2 separate regions of the Homo sapiens genome follow, and region 1 is linked to region 2. The links are chromatin loops, found by intact Hi-C in ENCODE. Cell type or tissue: OCI-LY7. All regions are shown on one strand. Each heading gives the region's core, and the rest is flanking DNA. Links, peaks and the distances in the headings are about the cores only. Region 1 holds the start of LOC124903755 (a long non-coding RNA gene). Region 2 overlaps ZFPM1 (zinc finger protein, FOG family member 1).

Region 1 (9,084 bases), core at 4,767-7,266, 150 kb after region 2:
GACACTGTTGAATAAGGTGAGGGCAAGGGCCCTCCTGGTGGCTGCCCCAGCGTCTAGGCCTGGGTCCATCTGCTTCCTGAGACAGCTTCCTCCTGGGGGACGGAGCCTGAGTGAGGGCGAGTGGGGCCTTGCAGGTGTCAGCACAGCCTGGGTAACAAAGCGAGACTCCATCTTTCCGGCCTGGGCTGGGAAGTGTGAGCATCTGGGGAGGTTTGGGTGCTGCTGGCCTCTCTCTGAACAGAGAGGGCGTTCTCTTCGTGCCTGTGGCCGCCATTCCCTGCCATGCAGTCTCAACACAATACAGGAAGCCTCCGTCCCTGTCCTCTGTCCTCAGCAGGACACATCCCTGTCCTCTGCTGGAAGGGCAAGAGGCCTGGCTTCATGGGTCCCAGGTCCTCCTAGAGTGGCCCCCGTGGGGAGCAGGAAGGCCTGCAGGGTGCTTCCCCTGGAACGTGAAGGGCCCCAAGTGCACAGTGGGGGTGCCCTTGGTCCGGGTCCTGGAGGCCTCACTCAGGGCTACGGGGTCTCATGGGTGTGTGGTGGGACCTTTGGGAGCAGAGCAGGTTGCTGGCAAGGAACCCATGTCCTCTGGGGCGAGGACACGGCTTCTGGCTCCTGGCCCTGCTGTCCTCACTGGCCTCTCTCTTGTCCCAGGCGGCTGATAAAGGAAGCAGGAAGCGCTATGAACCATCAGACAAGGACAGGCAGAGCCCTCCTCCAGCCAAGCGGCCCAACACATCCCCAGACCGAGGTGAGCCTCCCAGCCCCTAGGGGGCAGGGCAGAGGGACGGGAGCCTGGGGATGCGGAGCAGCTGGGTCTGAGACCCCATTGCTCTTAACAAGTAGGAGGAGGGTCCAGAGAACATCTGACTTGCAGATGATGCCTGTCGGTATTTAGGGTGTTGAAAACTAAAACGAAGAAAAGGTTTTAAATATTTGTTTAAAAATAACAGGACCGGGCGTGGTGGCTCACGCCTATAATCCCAGCACTTTGGGAGGCTGAGGCCGGCAGATCACTTGAGGTCAGGAGTTCCAGACCGGCCTGGCCAACCTGGTAAAACCCTGTCTCTACTAAAAATACAAAAATTAGGCCGGGCGCGGTAGCTCATGCCTGTAATCCCAGCACTTTGGGAGGCCAAGGTGGGCAGATCATCTGAGGTCAGGAGTTTGAGACCAGCCTGGCTAACATGGTGAAACCCTGTTTCTACTAAAAATACAAAAAATTAGTTGGGCGTAGTGGCGTGCGTCTGTAATCCCAGCTACTTGGGAGGCTGAGGCAGGAGAATCGCTTGAACCTGGGAGGCAGAGGTTGCAGTGAGCTGAGATTGCACCATTGCACTGCAGCTTGGGCAACAAGAGCAACTGTATTTTTTTTTACACATGTGCCATTTTTGCAAAATATATTTTCCAAAACAAATGAGCAGGAATGGCATTGGTTTTTCCATTTTTGCAAATCTCTTCAGTCTGGCTGACGGAAGACGGCTGGACCCACATGCCTCGTGCCTTCTGGAGATCCTCCCAGGCTCCTGCGGACTGAGTGACGAGGCAGATAGTGTCTATATTACTGTTGAACCACACAGACCTGAAAGGGCCTCGGGGACCCCCAGCCATGCTGACCACACCCCAAGAGCTGGGGCCCAGATGGAAAGACAGGGAGATTGTCCTGGCTGGCTTTGATGGGTGGAGCTCAAACCAGATAGAGGACAAGGGGGCCTGGCCACCCGCACAGACACTCCCAGACACAGAGAACAGGCAGGGGGCTTCCAGACCCCTTCCCAAGCAGTTCTCTGGGTTTGTCGGACACAGGAAGAGGAAGCTGCTCACCTTTGTCCCTAAGCCCAGGGCCTGTGCCCTGTGTGGCTGGTCTGGAACAGCCTTGCTGCCCTTGCCTGGGGTTGGAACCAGGGCCTCTGGGGTCCTGCGGACCTTTGTTCTCGCACCAGCCTTGGGCCTGCGCTGGGCAGTGGCCCCCCCCTCGGTTGCCGCGCCTCCCTCCTAACATTGCCAGAGTGAAACACTCCTAGTCTCTCGGCTTTGCTTGTATTTCTTTACTGCCATGTCTTTCTTGTTGTTCCGTATTTGAAGACCCATGTGATAAATTTCTTCAAAGCTAGGAAGGAGTTTTGTCTCTCTGCGTGAGATATTGGCTGCTTGCTGGAACCTGGGGCCCAGGTTTGGCCTCAGCCTCATTTCCAGATGCCTTGGTGCCCACATCTCTCTTCTCCTACTTGGCTCTCCCCTTTTTATTTCTTTATAAAAATGAAGGTGGTGAACTAAGCAGCCTCAGGCTTTAGAAGTGAGTCCCTGGCATCGGTGAGGCCACCCACACAGCCATTCCCTGTACATCAGGAGGGTGGTCTCACTCTGTACCTATCACCCAGGTTCTCGGGACCGGAAGTCAGGTGGGAGACTGGGCTCCCCGAAGCCAGAGCGGCAGAGAGGCCAGAACTCCAAAGCCCCTGCAGCCCCGGCTGACAGGTGAGTCCCACCCAGCATGTGCCCTGGGCACACCGAGGGGGCCAGCCCCAGTCGCTTCCCCAGGGAGGCCAGCAGCAGCAGGGCTAGCACTGGGCCAGGCTGGAGGCGTCACTACAGCTCCTGCTGGTCTGACGGGGTGAGGGGCATGGACAGCGAATTGCAGCCCCACCCCCCACCCCCCCCCACACACACACACACGCTCCTGCCCTGGTTGAGGCTGGAGGGTGCCCTCTGCTCCGCATGCCCTTGGGCAAAAGATCCCTGGGCACAGAGGTGGGAAGAATAACAGGAGGTTGTGCGGGGCCAGCCCAGGACCCTCCCAGTCTGCTCCACAAAGCCCGGGAGCCAGTGGCTAGGACCAGGCCTGCTTGTGGCAGTGGGAGCCTGGCCATCCAGGGAGCCCCTTGCCTGTCCTGGTGGCCGCTGAGGACACAGTGGAAGCGCCCCTACGGGGAGGTCACCCCTTCCACCTGCAGACGTGGCTTCTGGGGGCTCAAGGTCTTCCCCACCCCCTTGTAGGAAGCGCCAGCTGTCACCCCAGTCCAAGAGCTCCAGCAAGGTCACGAGCGTGCCCGGCAAAGCCTCGGATCCCGGCGCCGCCAGCACCAAATCAGGGAAGGCCAGCACGCTGTCTCGGCGGGAGGAGCTGCTGAAACAGCTGAAGGCCGTGGAGGATGCTATTGCACGCAAGCGGGCCAAGATCCCCGGGAAAGCATAGGCCGTGCCCCGACCGGACTGGACGCATTTTTATACATAGGGTAAGCGCAGCCATTTTGGATTTTGCAGTTAATGTCTTATTTTGGCTGTGATTCTTTTTAAAAAGTAAAAAAGAAAAAAAAGTTTCTCAGCTGGAAAAGAAGCCACACAGGAAATGACAACGACGCTGAATCCCAGCCTCCCTCCCCAGAGCAGAAGTCCCGCAGGACAGACAGACACAGACAGCGCTAGTGACCAGCACGGTTCTCATGTAAATTACAAGCCCCAGCCGCCAGCCCCGCCTTCTCTTCCTCCTCCTCCGTCTTCTTCCCTGGCCCTGGTCAGGCCTGTGGAGCCCCAGCTCTGGGTCCCTAGCCCGGGTCCAGGCAGCCAGGCTCCCTCCTGAGCTGAGAAACGGAACCTCGCGAACCACTGGTGGCACATCCTTCTCCTCCCCCGCCCCTGATCACCCGCCCCCGGATCAGAAATATATCTATATTCTCGACTAAAGTCTCATCAGGAAATATTTCCTGTCTTTTATTTTAAGCATCAAATTGTTTTAGTTGATTTAAAAAGGAAAAAATACAGAAAAGACCAAAAAAAGGCCAAGGGTGTTGTTGGGGCGTCTGTCTAATGTGGTGGGTCTTTTTTTGAGGGGTCTCCTAAAATAAAATATTTTGATAAGCAGCTGTCCTTGCCCTCGTGGTGTGTGCGCCCTCTGCCCATGCGCAGCCGGGGCTGCCTCTGTGTCGTGCACTGCACTCGGCCCAGCACTCGGGAGCCGCTGGGGGGCGAGGGTGTGGCTGTGCACTCACTCCCCCCGGGAGGACCGGCTGTGGAGCAGCTCCTGCCTTCAGACCCAGCCCAGGAGAGCATTGCGCCTCAGTTTCCCCATTCGTGGGGCTGGGTTGGGGCTTCCTTGGTCCGTGAGGTGGAGGTACTTTCCCTGCAGGGGCCGTGGAGCTGCTGGAGGGGAAGAGGTCCAGGGCTGACTCCCAGCCCCAAGCCCAGCTGCCACCACTGCAGTGACCACCACCGGCTCCGTGTGCAGGCCCCAGACCTGCTGAGCCAGGCCCCGCGTGTGATGCCACGTTCCACAGCAGGGGCCACCGGCAGAGCCCCCCAGGACCCACCGCTGCTGCTCCCTGCTTTCCACCTTGAAAGCCACAGGCCTGCGCCTGGGCAGCGGCCTCCCAGGTGCACGCTCCAGGGCCTCCAGCGCCTCCTTTAATCAGATTCAGGTAGCCGCGGTGTGGTGCCCAGGCCTGCGGCCCACCCATCTCCCTCATCTACTTCCTGACCCGAGGTTCAGGATGAGACCTCCAAGAGAGAGCTCCCTCCCACGGGGCCGCGAGCTGAGCCCCAGGGAGGCAGCATCCCGTGCTTCTGCTCCCAGCATGACCTGCGTCCATGCCACTCTTCCCCTGGATTAAATGACAATTAGAGTGTAGGCAGAGGAGCTGGGCGTGAGCGAGCACCACAGGGGGACCGCCTGTGCACTCCTGAGGGGACTGTTTCCCATTTTATGTCCACCTCCCTCCGATAGCGCAGGCCATGCAGTTCATCTTGTGTCCCAGCGGCCTGGATCATGTGTCTCAGCAATTTTTTCTTTTCTTTTTTTTTTTTTTTTTTTCCTGAGACTGAGTCTCACTCTGTCGCCCAGGCTGGAGGGCAGTGGCACGATCTCGGCTCACTGCAAGCTCCGCCACCCGGGTTCACACCATTCTCCTGCCTCAGCCTCCCGAGTAGCTGGGACTACAGGCGGCCGCCACTACGCCCAGCTAATTTTTTGTATTTTTAGTAGAGACGGGGTTTCACCATGTTAGCCAGGATGGTCTCGATCTCCTGACCTCGTGATCCACCCGTCTCGGCCTCTCAAAGTGCTGGGATGACAGGCGTGAGCCACCGCGTCCGGCCACAGTTTTTTGAGGCTTATCCGATTTGCCATCAGGTCAAAGCCAGGTGCAAGGGAATTCCCATTCTCTGAAAAGGGTGGCCTTCAAGGCCACAGAGCTGGAGTCCAGGCCACCCTGGGTGCCAGCCTGCAGCCTGTCATTTGTGAGCTGCACCATGAGGGCTGGAGGCCAGGAAATGGCGCTCTGTGCCCCCAGTGTGGGGCACCTCAAGCTAGCATCTGCAGTGACTGTCTCTTTACGGCCAGGAGCGGACAGGTGAGCCCACCACAGCTCAACGGCCAGGAGCAGACAGGTGAACCCACCACAGCTCACCTGTGGACTGGGACCAGGCGAGGTCCCCTCTGCGGCTGCTCAGCCCCCGGCCACAGCCCTAGGCACCTCAGTCTGGAGCTGGGTTTGAACTCGCACCGGGTGGCAGTGGACCCCAGGTGTGGCTACCCATCCCTCTGGCTCTTGGACACTGGTGCAGAGGGGCCTGTCCTAGGAGGGTGACTGCCCCCATGTGGTCTAGTGGAGAGGATGTTTGGTCAGGCAGCTGGGAAGGACGGCCTTGCTGTGTGACAGGCATCGATGGGCGTCCACGCCCTCCAGGGACGTCCTGCTCCAGGTGGTTGGCACTCACGTTCTCCTCGCTCCCCATGCAGTGACTAGAAAGCCTGTGTGGGATTCTGGCAACGGCATCCGCCCGCCAGCCCCTCCCAGGGGGTGCCCCAGGGCCTCTGCCCTCTGCCCGCAGCTCCTCCCCCACAGCCACGCTTCCACCCACCCGTTCGGCTGGGCTTTGGGTGGGCAGGCAGACGTAGACCCTGCTTGGAGGCGGTGGCCCTAGAGGGATCCACAGATGGGGAAAAGGCCGAGACACACGAGACCACTCCTGCCGGGGAAAACCCATGAGGGGGTGGGGGCGGCCGCGCCGCAGGGAGGGGCCCTCTGCTGTCCCAGCCAACGTCCCATGACGATTTTGCACCCCCGCCAGCAGTGCCCTCGGCTGGACACACCTGCGTTGTGGGCAGCCGGCAGCGCGTGACCCACTGTGCACCTGCGCCTTGATGTAGGGGGGAGACCCTGCAGAGAGCGCTTCCTTCCGCCCTGTCCAGTGCCCTCCCTGCCTCACCCCTCTTCCCGCAGGCCCGCTCAGGGCGCTGAAGGGCTCCTGACCGTGGGTCCGTCCTTCGCTGCGTCTGGGGGGCGTCCCCCGCGCTGCCTCTGACCCGCCCGGCCCTGCGTTTGTCTGAAGCCCCTCGTTCCGCATCTCCGGACCAGGGTCCGGGGGCGTGGTCTGCTGGGGGCGGGCCCGGGTTGTGGTTTGAGAGCCGCTCGGCCTGTCTGGGCCTCCGCCTCCGGGTCGCCCTCCAGCCTTCCTGCCGCCGCTTTTCCAGTCTTGCCCAACCCGGTATTTCTGCGCTTGCCTCAGCCACCCGCAGGAGCGCAGGCCGCCCTTCGTCCTCCCGTCCTCTGCGCCCACAGGACCCCGGGCCCCGCCCAGTCCGCAGGTCCCGCAGGTCCCCCCGGGCGTGTCTTCCTGGCCCTGCGACCCCCGGGACAGCGCTGAGAACACGCGGAAGGTGGGGAGACGCGCGGCGCTGGCCGGGTCCCTGGCGCCGTTCTCGCGGTGCAGCCTGTGCCTGGGAGTCCGGCCGTCCCACCTCAGAACCAGAGCAAAGCGGGAGATGGGGCGGCGGCCGCTGGGGAGAAGGCAGCCCCGGGTCGGAGGAGGAAGGAGGCGGGGGCGGAGCGGAGTCCGCGGTGGGGCTGCCTTCTTCCATCCTCCCCTGGGCGGGGCGCAGGATGCGGGGGCGCCCAGCCGAGGGAGGGAGGCCGGGGAGGACACTCCTGTGCCCGAGGGCTCCGGCTTCTTCTGCTCACTCCCTCCTGCCGAACTTTTCCACTCGGCCATTTACCTCCTCAGGCACTGGCTGCCCTCATCAGGCCGACCAGGTCCTGCCCGAGGGAACGGCGTGTGTGACCCACGTGTGGACAGACCTGTTCCCCATGCCAGGAGGGAGGGTCACTGGCTCCACCGGGGGATGGGGGACGAGGGCACTAGGCCGAGGTGGGGGGCTTCTCGCTCTCCCCGTCTTTTCCTGGCGTTTTCCTCCATTCCCTCTGGCTCCTATTCCCTCCCCCTTCCTCTCTTTCTTGGGTATGGTTGAGCAGGTCGTGCACTGCACAAGGACTCCCAGCAGAGGACGAGGACTGACATCAATTTGTCTTTCCCTCCCAACACTGTGCGTTCCCTAACCCTGCACGAAGGCACCCTCCTCCCCTCCTCAAGATTCCCCACCCGGCCTGGCCTGCAGCCCTAGCCCCAAGCCGCAGCTGGGCAGGTTGGGCAGAGCACTGGGGAGGCCAGGCCCGGCCATGCTGAGCCCGGTGACTCGTCAGGGTTTCCACAAAACATCTTGAGCACCCAGCTGCAGGCCCCTCGGGACGTTTCCAATGAGGCTCCCCTGGGCCCCTCTCTGTGGCAGAAGGGACCCCGGGGCTGCTTCGTAGGTCTCAACCCAGGGGAGGCCCCCAGAGACTCCGGAGCCAGGGAGGGGCCCAGCCCCCTACCCCCAGGCTGTGCTTGGCATGCAGAGATTGCGGGGGGTCTTGAGTTTTTGTCCCCAGAAGAATGGCTGAGTGGACTCTGGAGAAAAGACAAACACCCCTGCCCCACTGCCGCCGCCCTGTCTCCCAACAGTAAGAGTGCTTGTCAGCCTCCTGGCGGCAGGTGCTGCGGCCTGCGACCACCTGAGCCAGGCAGGTGATGCTAATGCGCCTCAGGGCAGCCCTGGCACTGGAGCTGCTATCATCCCACTGTACCCATGGGGAGAGCCGCTCTCCTCCCTCCTTTTTCCATTCTGTGTTATTTACAGAGCACCCTCCTGTATGCCCTGCACTACTCTCAACCCTGGGTACACAGATGGGGCTGCCACAGACGTGGCCCTCAAGGCGCTCAGGCCGCCTTTTGGGGAGGGCCGTGAGGGGCTGGAATTTTTCTGAGACAGCCAAGCGCCCGTGCAGAGAGGCCTGTATCAGCCCAGCCTAAGGCAGGGCCAACCCACACAGGAGCACCTGTCCTGCTGGGGATGCAGTGGGTTCTGCTGTGTCCTGGAAAAGGCTCTACCCACACCCTAACCCAACCTGTGAACGCGCGCTCATTTGGAAAAGGGGCTTTTGCTTTGATGTAATTAGGGAAAGGATCTTGAGATGGCTCATCCTGGGTTAAGGCAGGTCCCACGTCCTGAGAAGGGGGGAGGGATTATCTTTTAGACTGGGCCCTACATCCAACAACCAGTGTCCTTATAAACCACAGAAGAGGAAAAGGCGGGTGCAGCAGAGAGGCCACGGGAGGAGCCGCCAGCCCGGGAAACTGAGGGCTGGAAGAGCCTCCAGGAGGACCCAGCCCTGAACACGCCCAGCTCCACGGCCTCGTGGAATAAACTTCTCCCATTTCACACCCCCCAGTTTGTGGTGCATGGTTAGCACAGCCCTAGGAAACCAGCACGGATAGTGAGCTCCCCGTCACAGGAGGTATGCAAGCAGAGGGTGGGTGGGCAGGGGCACTGTCGGGAGGAGCAGCCCTGGGGACTCCAGCAATCTGTCTTTGATTCCTCCCAGACTGTTAACCCTGGGGCACAGCCTCCTTCACCCCCAGAGGCCCACAGCAGACAAGCTGAGAGCCACACAGCGGCCAAGAGGAGGTGCTGGAGGGCCCAGGGGTCCCAGTGCTGCCTCAGCCCCACCCGACTTGGGAGCTTTTGTGTTCAGAGAGACTGAGGTTTTCAGCTTAGAGGACACCTCCGTGGAACACATCTGCACCGCGGCAGGGGAGGAAAGGCTGGGGGCACACAAGCACCCTCCCTCCCGCCCTCACCCCGAAGCTGAGGGGACCAGGGCGGACAGATTCCCCCACCTCTGATGTGGCCAGGGGCCCTGGGGACTCCAGGACAACCCTCCTCAGGATGACGTCAAACCCCCGGCATTCAAACCTTCCCAAGTTCTGGCT
Region 2 (9,084 bases), core at 3,504-6,003:
GCCCGATGCCAGCCCTGCACCAGAGCAGGCGAGGCAGGTGGACGCTCCCGTGGGGTGTCGAGGGTGCCCTGGCTTCAGCCATGCAGTGGGCACCTGGCAGGGCCCAGGCCCTGGGGGGCCATCAGAGGGGAGGGTGGGCACACACAGGGACCATGGTGAGGGCAGGAGCGCACGCGATGGGAGGGAAGGTGTGGGACCGGGAAGGGCCTCGCTGAGCTGTGATCCTCCTATGACGTGGAGCCAGGAGGAGAAACTGAGGCCAGCAAGGGGAGAGACCAGACCTCGGGCCTGGAAGCTGCACAGACCTGTGTCCCAATCCCACCCAAGTAACCCTGAGCAGGGGCAGGGGTCCGGGGGGGGGAGCACAGCCAAGAAAAAGGGAGGAGGAGGAGGGGAGAGCGAGCTGAGGCCTGAGAAAGCCCAGGTCCTCTCTCCTGACTGTGAGGACCCCAAGGACAACGCCGGGTACAGGGCAGGGCTCGGGAAAAGGGTGCAGGCAGGCTGCTGGGTCAGCACACCTGGATCTGTGCTATCTGTGTGGCCACCCCGAGGCTCGCTGGCCACTGCCCACTGTCTGCTGCCTACCACTGTTAGTTCCTCTGCTTAGGGAGGGGCTGGGCTCAGAGGAGCCCCAGCATTGCCTGCAGCCGATGCTGCCTGGGACGCACGCGTGCAGGAGGACCTGGGCCTACCCTCGGCCCCCTGGACGGCTGCTCAGCCTGGACACCATTCGGCCAGAGGCTGGGCGTGGCTGTGGGCCCAGGGCAGTTAAGCCCACCAGGTCCACCCCTCGGTTACTGGGTCAGCCACAGGAAGAAGTGGTGGGGCTGAGGGGGTGTGGGTGCAGAACCCCCTCCCAATGCTGGTGCCCCATGACCCTGAGTCTCATCCCTCTCCTCGTGGTGCCCCCACACCCACCCAGGCCTCAGACCCCACAGGGGCAGGTAGCAGGGCACCTTGCCATGGGCACCTTCGGCCAACCAGGTGGGACTCAGCCTGGCTCACCCACCCCAGGGTGAGCAGGCTGAGACCCGAAGGCCCCTCGCGGGAACCAACCAAGCCTCCATCCCTCTGCACAGCCTCCCTGCTGGGGGAGCCCAGGATGACCTAGCCACACCCCCCTCCAAGCCAGCCACACCCCACCAGCCTGTTTCCAGGCCCTGACCCTTCCCGTGTCCATCAGCATTTGCTGGGTACCTACTGTGTGCCGGGCACCGTTCCAGATGCTGGGGGTGCGGCCGTGAGCATACGTGAAGGGAGGGAGAGAGGGCCGCCAAGTGGCAGGGCGGCCATCGTGGGAACTGGGGAGGGCTGAGGGAGGGAGGGGAGAGGGCCGAGCAGGTGCCTGCTGGAAGTTCTGGCAGAGAGGGCAGCCAGGGCAGGGCCATTTTCGGAAACCAGGTGGGAGCTGGGTAGGGGTTTGGCTTTTGCTCCGAGATCCCCGGGGGCCCATGGGAGGCATTTCAGCAGAGGAGGTGAGGGGTTGGGGGCTGCTTAGTGAACATGACCACAAGGCCAAGTGTGGCTGGGGAGGCAGGGAGACAGTTCTTCACACAGCAAGTGTGTTGTGGAATCCAGGCTGTTGGCACCGAGGGAGGGACTCGACTTGAACATACATACGATGGGGGCCAACCTGAGCCAGGGAGGGCTTCCCAGAGGGGCAGGGAAAGGCAGGGAATTTGAGGGCCCGAGATGGTCAGAAGCTAAGCCGGTGGCCTGAGGGCTTCCCACTTCTGGCCCGGGACCGCTTTTGGCTGCAAGACCCTGGCCCCCCAAGGGCAGTGCTTACGCTAGACACACAGTGTGATAGCGATGGAGAGAAGATTTGGACGTGCGCACGCCCGTGCGCCGGGTCCCTTCTCCACACCATCGCAGACCGGGGCCACGCAGACCTTCCCCGCAGCCCTGAAAGTGAGTTCTGGTCTCTGCCAGCCCGGCTTCCCTGCCTTCCATGAGGAAATTGGAACATGGACATAGAGGGAACCACAGGAGAGGAGAGGAGGGAGAGAAGCGGGCACAGTTCACATGAGTGCCGGGAAGGGACAGCTGAGCAGCCACGTGGGCTGGGCGTGTGGGCTTTGGCCTGTGAGGGCCCCGGGTCAGCGGAGAAGGGCACGGGGAAGGTGGCTGATGCTAGAAAGAGTAAGATTTTCAGTGACTCCTTTCAGACTCTTGAAGAGAAGCAAGCACAGATTTGGGTCACCGCGGTGTGTTTCTTTGCCTGAGACTGGGCCAGGTGGGGCCCTGGATTTTATTTGGGCTGCGTGTTACCACCATACCCATTTCCAGCAAACTTTCCTGCCTTTAAAAGCCAAACATGGCTGGGTGCAGTGGCTCATGCCTGCAATCCCAACACTTTGGGAGGCTGAGGTAGAAGGATTGCTTCAGTCCAGCATGGTGGCATGAACCTGTGGTCCCAGCTACTCAGGAGGCTTAGGCCGGAGGATCGCTTGAGTCTAGGGGTTTGAGGATACAGTGAACCGTGATTGCACAGGCACACTCCAGCCAGGGCAACAAAGCAAGACCCCGTCTCAAAAAAGAAAAGAAAAGAAAAGCAAAACCAAGAGAATGCTTATGGGGATGCAGTTGGTTGTATGTGAATTCCATCTCAATTGAATATTTATAAGGCTCTCACTGGGAGTGAGTCAGGGCTCAGGGCCCCTGCACAGCAGCCACCTACTTGAGCCTGGGGACATTCAGTTCAGCAGCAGCTCCCCAGGCTTGGCCTGGAGGGCGTGTTGGGCTCTGAGGCTGCTTCAGTGGGCTTGGCCCTCCTGGAGCCCACAGCCTGAGGCCGACCTCGGAGGGGAGAACAGGGAGAACAGACCTGGGGGTGGGTGGGTCTGGGACTCAGAAGAGGCACGAGCTCCCCATGGCAGGGTGTGTGGGAGCTCTGTCTGTCTGCCTCTTGGTGGAGCCGCTCAACCGCCATGTCTCCCCTGCCCCAGGCCCGCTGGCACAGTTGAGGGGCAGGACCGATGGGGGAGGGTGTCTGGGCCCAGAAGGCACAGCCCGGGTGGTGGGCTCAGGCCACGTCCCCAGCCTGCCACGACTCTCTGGGACCCTGGAGGTTCAGCCACGTGCTCCTGCGCTGGTTAGGGCTCTGCTCTAGTAAGCCGCACCCTCACCGGCATCCGCTTTTGTGGTTGCCCTGGCTGACAGCAAGTGCTGATCCCGAACTGAGGAGCTGCGGGTGGGCCAGGGGTGGGGCTGCTGCAGGGCACTCTTCCCGCCTGGGCCTCTCATAGCCCCCGAGGGCCTCTTCATTCTTCATCTCCATCAGCGTCTGCGTCTACACAGCCGTTCCTGTGTTCTTTCTTTAGCACCTGGTGCCGGCATCCCTGTAAGGGGTCGCTGTCACGGTTGCCCGTCCTGCCTCCCGCAGGGCTCACTGAGCTGCTGTTGCGGGCCCACAGAGGCACACATGCCCCCTCCCAGTCCAGCCGGTGAACCAGTGTGACCTACAAATAAACGAGGCTCCGGCAGAGCTGGGGTGCTGGAAGGGAGGCCTGGACCATGGGGGACGGACCTAGGCTGGGGGAAAAAGCCTCCGCCAGAGGGATGAGGAGGCCTCAACTGCACATAGAGGCGAGGGTTCCCGTAGAGGGGGCAGGGGGTGCTGAGGCCCCAAGGCAAGGGCGGCAGGGGAAGGAGTTGGGGGCCAACCTGAGGACCCATGGGTTTAAGAAGCCAGGTGACAAATGCTACTCGAGGGAAACGGGGGTGGAGACTTCCCCGGGGGCCTGGACCCCACATGGCAGTGGTGGCTCCGGGCCACACCGGGGTGATGGGTTGGACGTGAAGGAGGCTCGAGGCTCCGAGGGCGTGTGCCGAGCCTGGGCTCCCCAGTGGGTAGGTGGGTAGGCACAGAAGGCGCCGTCTGCTCCGGGCTCTCCCAGGCTCTGCGCCCACTCCCTCAGCTGCCCTAGTGCCTGGAAGTCAGTCTGGCTGCTTGATGGATTGCGCGTGAGGTACTGGCCACTTGGTCCTGAGGGTGTGGGCGGTGAGTCCCGAGTCCCAACCGCGGGGCCGGGCTCCCCACGCAGGTGGTGCTGGGCTGGTGTCGCCAGCAGACCCCACTTTGATGGCGGGGCTGGGCTGCTGCTACCACTGCTCTCTGTGCTTCGGTTTCCCTGCTTGGCGAGATTCACGGGATGAGAGATGCTCCTAGCTGGGCCAGGGGGTGTGGACAGCATCAGCCACTCACCAGGGACCTGGGAGGGCGCCGCTTGGCTGGAGGTCATGCTGTAGACTCAACTCGGGTCAGCCTGGGGGACCCAGGCCCTCTGCAATGGCTCACCACGGCCCCCAGACCCAGCCTGGGCCCCAGTCACCTTGCGCTCCCATAGCGTGGCCTCAACAGAGCGAGCGGGGCCGTCCCCGTCTCCTCTCTGTCCCCACCGTGGCCCAAGCTGCCCGCTGCCCAGCTGGTGGGAAAGTCTGAATCTGTTGCTATTTTCTGTCTGTTATCAGGGCCTTATCTGGCCGCTGTGTGCCGCCAGAGGCCAGGTTCTCCCTCCTGGCAATGCTGTGACCCCCCCCCACCCACCTGCTACCCAGGGCCAGCAAGACCAGGAGGCCAGCCCTGGGGGTCTTTCTCTTCTGCCTCCCCAGCCCCACCCCTCTCCCATCTCCCCATCCCATCCTCTGCCCCGACCTGTGCCCCTCTCCGCTCCCCTCCCCGTCCCTCCCTCCCCCCCGCTGCCACCCCCGCAGTACTTCCTCCCCCAGCCCTGGCCTTCACCCACTCACACCCCCCGCCGAAGGAGGAAGATGGGGCACGTCCCTGCAGAGTAGAAACAGTGACAGCAGCTGTGGTGACAACCTCACATCTGCGCCCAGCGCCCACTGCCAACACCTGGCTGAGTCCTAACGCCAGCCTTTGGCAAGACAGTTTGATCCGCTGAAACCAGGCTCAGGGAGAAGCCGCCTGCCCTGTGCCAGCCTCAGCTCCTGCTGTTCCTTTCTCCTGGAGCGCTTTTCCCTGGACCCGGTGCTGGCAGCCTCCTCCTCTCCCCATCCAGATTGCCACCCACTTGCTACTTCCTCCAGGAAGCCTTCCTGGATGGCACCTCTGACTCTTTCCTGTGGTGCTCACACTGGCATCTTCCACTTTTTGGGGGATGGGGCTGGTCACTGCAGGATCTCTGGCACCTCGTGAGGGTGGGGCACGCCAAGGGCTCAGGAAGGGGAAAGGAGCCAGCGAAAGCGAAGGAGGAAGAAGTGAGTGTGTGAGGGGACGGGTGAGTGAGGGAGCGGATGAAAGAGTGAAGGAAAGAGCCGTGGTGCTGGTGGGGGAGGAGCGGGGCCGTGTGGCTGCCAGTGGTCACCCGCCCCACCAGCTGCTCACATGGGGCCTGGGCAGGCACCTGCACCTCCACTTCCTCCCCTCTAGACCAAGAATGAGAGAACTCCCAAGAGAGGCCAGCATAGGCGCCTGTGTCCCCTGCAGGCACCCACTGGGGACTTAGGCTCATCTCAAACACTGAGCCGGAGCAGGGTGCTCCCTGGGCCAGGGCCCTGGTTTTCAGAAGGCTTGCCCAAGGTCACAGAGCCAGGGGCACCGCAGGGGCCTCCCCAGGGGCCTCAGACTCCTCATCCACAGCCCCCATCTGCGCCCCACCTGGCATGTCCACCCTGGGGCCCACAGTCTGGGGGATGCCCCCCTCTCCTCAGCGACTGGCTCCAGCTTTCCGCAAGACAGTCGTTCAAAGGAGCCCCCCAGCGCCTCGCCATCAAAGCCGGGAGGGGCCACCTTAATCGTCGGTGTGGGGACTTGGAAGGGAGCTGGGATCATCCCGCTGCACAGAGCCAGCTCCATAATTCAGTTTTAAAGCATGAAAAAAGGGAGTTGATGAAATTCCGCTATCAGCGCCAAGCCAATATGCAAAATATCTCACCCCCAATCAAATAGCTATTATGTTTTCATTTCCATTTCGGCGTCCGGCTTAATGAGCAGGAGACGGATGGGCGCACGGGTGTCTGCTGGCTGTGATAACCAAGGGGCTCCGGGCACCACAGGGGCTGAGCCCAGTGCTGCCCTGGCCGCCAATGACCACAGCCATAGCCCGTGGACACCTCCAGGCAGGTGCAGCCTTGGCCACTGACCTCTGCCAGGCCAGGCAATGGGGCTGACATCACCCTCACTGCAGGTGGTCCCAGGGCGAGGGAGGCGTGGGGTCCGTGTCTGGCTCGGGGAAGGGCTACGTGCTGGGTGCAGGTCTGAAACCCAGCCCCAAGTTCCTGTCCCACCACCCCCACCCCCACCACCGCTGCCTCCTCGCCGGGGGCCGTGGACAGGGCAGCTCGCAAGTCGGCCTTGCTGGGCCTTGGTTTACTCACCTGTAAAGTGGGAATGACCTGGCTTCCCACTGTGGGTATTGGGATGTGGTTGGCGAGTGGGATTTCCACGATGGCTGCCCCCAAGGTCCTGCTTACGCTACTCCACTCCACCCTGCCACAGCCGTCACCGAGTCCCCGTACTGTCCTCATACCCCCTCCTCCATGCACCCTGTCCCCCTGCACTTTCCTGACCGCCCCTACCTGCTGAGGTCTGTGTGGGCTGCCACCCTCTACACCCCAGGTTCCCCATCTGAAATGAAATTGGAAGACCATCTCGCTGGACTACGTGGGTGGGGGCGGTTAAGGGTGGGCATTTGTAAAGTGCTGAGCACCGCCCGTCCAGTCTTAACCATTCACACCCTTGCCCATTTCTCAAAACCTGTGCTAGCCACAGTTCATGTTCACTGAGCACCTGCCCTGTGTTGAGCTCTGAGGACGCGGGCAGGCTGCACGTTTCATCTCCTGAAGTGGGAGCTGCTGTGGCTTCCATCTGTAGACCGGGAAACTGAGCACAGAGAGTGGAGTGACTTGCTCGAGGTCACACAGCAAGGACGCAGCAGCTGTCAGCCTGCCTGGCCGTGGGTTGGCCTGCTCCAGCTGTTGGCATCACTGGGCAGAGAGAGGGTCCCCAGAGAGGCTAGGGGGGTTCTTTGCTAGCCCCGGGCATGGGGAGAAAGCAGCAGAGAGCAGCTGTGGCTCACAGATGCCCCCAGCCACTGGGGGCCCAAGTGCTCTGTCGCCCACCTGGAGAGTCCCCACGGACCCCAGGTGGGCCACAGACGAGACCGGTGCTGACTTAGGGGCTCGGTGGGGACCAGGCAGCTGCTCTCAGACACCGAGGCAGGCCCAGGGCAGCATCCACCTCGACACATCCTATTTGTGGGCTGACAGTTGTCTCCTGCATTATCAGAGCCGTTTTAATTGTGCTGGAACTGAAATTAGCCTGGCAGCCTCTTTCTCCACGCTCATCACCACGGCTTTGTGTGGAGCAGGAGCCTTTGTTCTTGTGTAAATAGGAGAACCCATCACCATCCCAGCACCTCCCTGGGTGTCTGAGGCCCACCTGGGTGGGGTATGGAGAGCCAGCCCACCTTCCTGAGGCTGCAGCAGGTATGCACAGGGCTGTGTCTCCTGTGGGCCCCAGCCCCAGTGCTCTGGTCCCCGAAGTCCCTGAAGGCAGGTGGCCTCCAGCCCATTTGCCAGAGCAGGTCACTGAGGCCCTGATGCCCTACAGCTGCTCAGCAGGAGGAAGCACAGCTCCTGGGCAGCCCCTCCCAGCTCCATGCCAGCCACAGAAAGCCCGGGCCTCTAGAAGGGGGAGGAGCCGGGCTGAGCTGATCGTTCCGCGTGCTCCCGCCAAGTCGGGGATGGCCGAGCACCTCCTGACCTTCTGGATGGCACTGCCTGCTCAGGGCCGACCCCAGAGGTGGGGAGGGGAGGCCTCGGTGGCTGCTTTTCTGCCCTGGCGTGTGCTGAGGGAGGGCACTCGGGTTGGGCCTCCTGTCCCAGGGGCAGGAGTTGAACCGGTCAGGGGTGGCCCAGCCTGCCCTGGAGCCTGCCCGTGTGGGCGCTTTAATGGGAGGCTGTGAGCCCTCGCCTGGGGCTGGCTCCTGTGTGGTCTGAGCCCAGCCCCCTCCTATAATTACAGCTCTGAGGTGCTCTGAGGAGGCCGGGACTCATGGGTCCCAGCTAGAGCCCCAAAGGCTGCAGCTAGGAGAGTCCAGCCTGCCCCTCCTGTCCAGGACCCCCCATGGCTCCCCGGTGGCACCTGCCCCTCCTGTCCAGGACCCCCCATGGCTCCCCGGTGGCCCCAGGATGAGGGTCCCCTCCTCCCCGTGGCCTCTGAGGTCAGCACGGCCAGGACCCTGCCTGCCCTCAGCCTTGACTGCCAGCACACCCTGGCCCCCGACCTCCCCTTCCTCCACCACCTCTGGCCCCGCCCCAGGGCCTTTGCACATATGGCCCCCTCTGCCAGAGCTGTCTTCTCAGGGGCTGGTCTCACAACAACCACTGTTCCCTCCGAGATCTACCGGCGGCAGCCCCTCCCATCCCCGTGTTTTTCTGTCTTTCTCTCATGGCCCCTTCCCTCACTGCACTTCCAGAACTTGCCATTGTTTTCGGCCGGGGCCCATCTGTTGTTCTCTGACTGTCCCCACAGTGGCCCGGACACCCAGGGCAGTGTTCAGCGATCTGGTGCACCCCTGCATCCTGGAACGGCACCTGGCACCTAGCCCTCGGGTGTCAGCAGAAGGCAGAAAAGGCATCTGCCCCTCCAGGAGCAGTTTGGTTTGACGGCATCAGCCAGCCACAGCCTGCTCATGATCAGAGAGGGGGCTGGAGTCCAAACGCGCAGAAAATCCACCTTCCCGCCTCCCTGCTGCATGGAACGGCGGGGTCAGCCTTGGACATCAGCCTGAAACTCAGTCACAGCATTTCTCCTTCTCTCGCATCTTCGGGGGTCTCTGACATGAGCCTCTGAACCTGGCGTTGGACGCTGGCGGGTGGCACGTTTCTTACTGGCTGGGCAGGTGTTTCGGGCGTTAGCAGGCTCCACCTCCGACCAGCCCATCTCCCTCCCATCTTCTGCCTTTCCCTGGAGAAACAAAGCAAAGCAGGGATCATGAGGGGCTGTGAAGGAGGACAGTGGGGATTCGGAGAGAAGCTCTTGAAGCTGGGCACATGTGGGCGCTTCGGTGTGTTTTTCTGGGGAGGAGGCACCAGGTTTCATCAGATTCCCAGAGG

What was found. Peaks named below come from ENCODE experiments on the same cell type or tissue, not always from the same donor. Only the 100,000 strongest peaks of a DNase experiment are listed, where the experiment ranks them.
Region 1: a loop joins it to region 2, with 4 times the contacts of the local background. A loop is called at or near these places in 1 of 110 quality-filtered maps.

What each region holds. Positions count from the first base shown.
Region 1 is chr16:88,628,104-88,637,187 of GRCh38, forward strand. LOC124903755 (a long non-coding RNA gene) reads left to right here and starts at 6,905. Exons shown (of 2, transcript XR_007065181.1): 1 at 6,905-8,609; 2 at 8,697-9,084. It overlaps ZC3H18 (zinc finger CCCH-type containing 18), which reads left to right. Exons shown (of 18, transcript NM_144604.4): 15 at 1-16; 16 at 655-751; 17 at 2,382-2,478; 18 at 2,998-3,861. The coding sequence ends at 3,196. RefSeq lists enhancers at 1-207, 208-922, 5,330-5,399, 6,671-7,600 and silencers at 6,260-6,309, 6,410-6,469, 6,510-6,589, 6,810-6,969. In OCI-LY7, for the core only: CTCF peaks have their summits at 5,596 (motif pointing left) and 5,800; DNase peaks (open chromatin) are centred at 5,678 and 6,118; H3K4me3 peaks cover 1,001 bases.
Region 2 is chr16:88,475,162-88,484,245 of GRCh38, forward strand. All of the region lies in intron 1 of ZFPM1 (zinc finger protein, FOG family member 1), which reads left to right. Among named protein-coding and RNA genes, the nearest start is that of MIR5189, 11 kb to the left of the region's middle. RefSeq lists enhancers at 2,682-3,607, 3,608-4,532, 4,999-5,499, 5,500-6,000, 7,739-7,878 and 2 more. In OCI-LY7, for the core only: a CTCF peak has its summit at 4,487; DNase peaks (open chromatin) are centred at 4,510, 4,810 and 5,390; H3K4me3 peaks cover 1,248 bases; H3K27ac peaks cover 988 bases.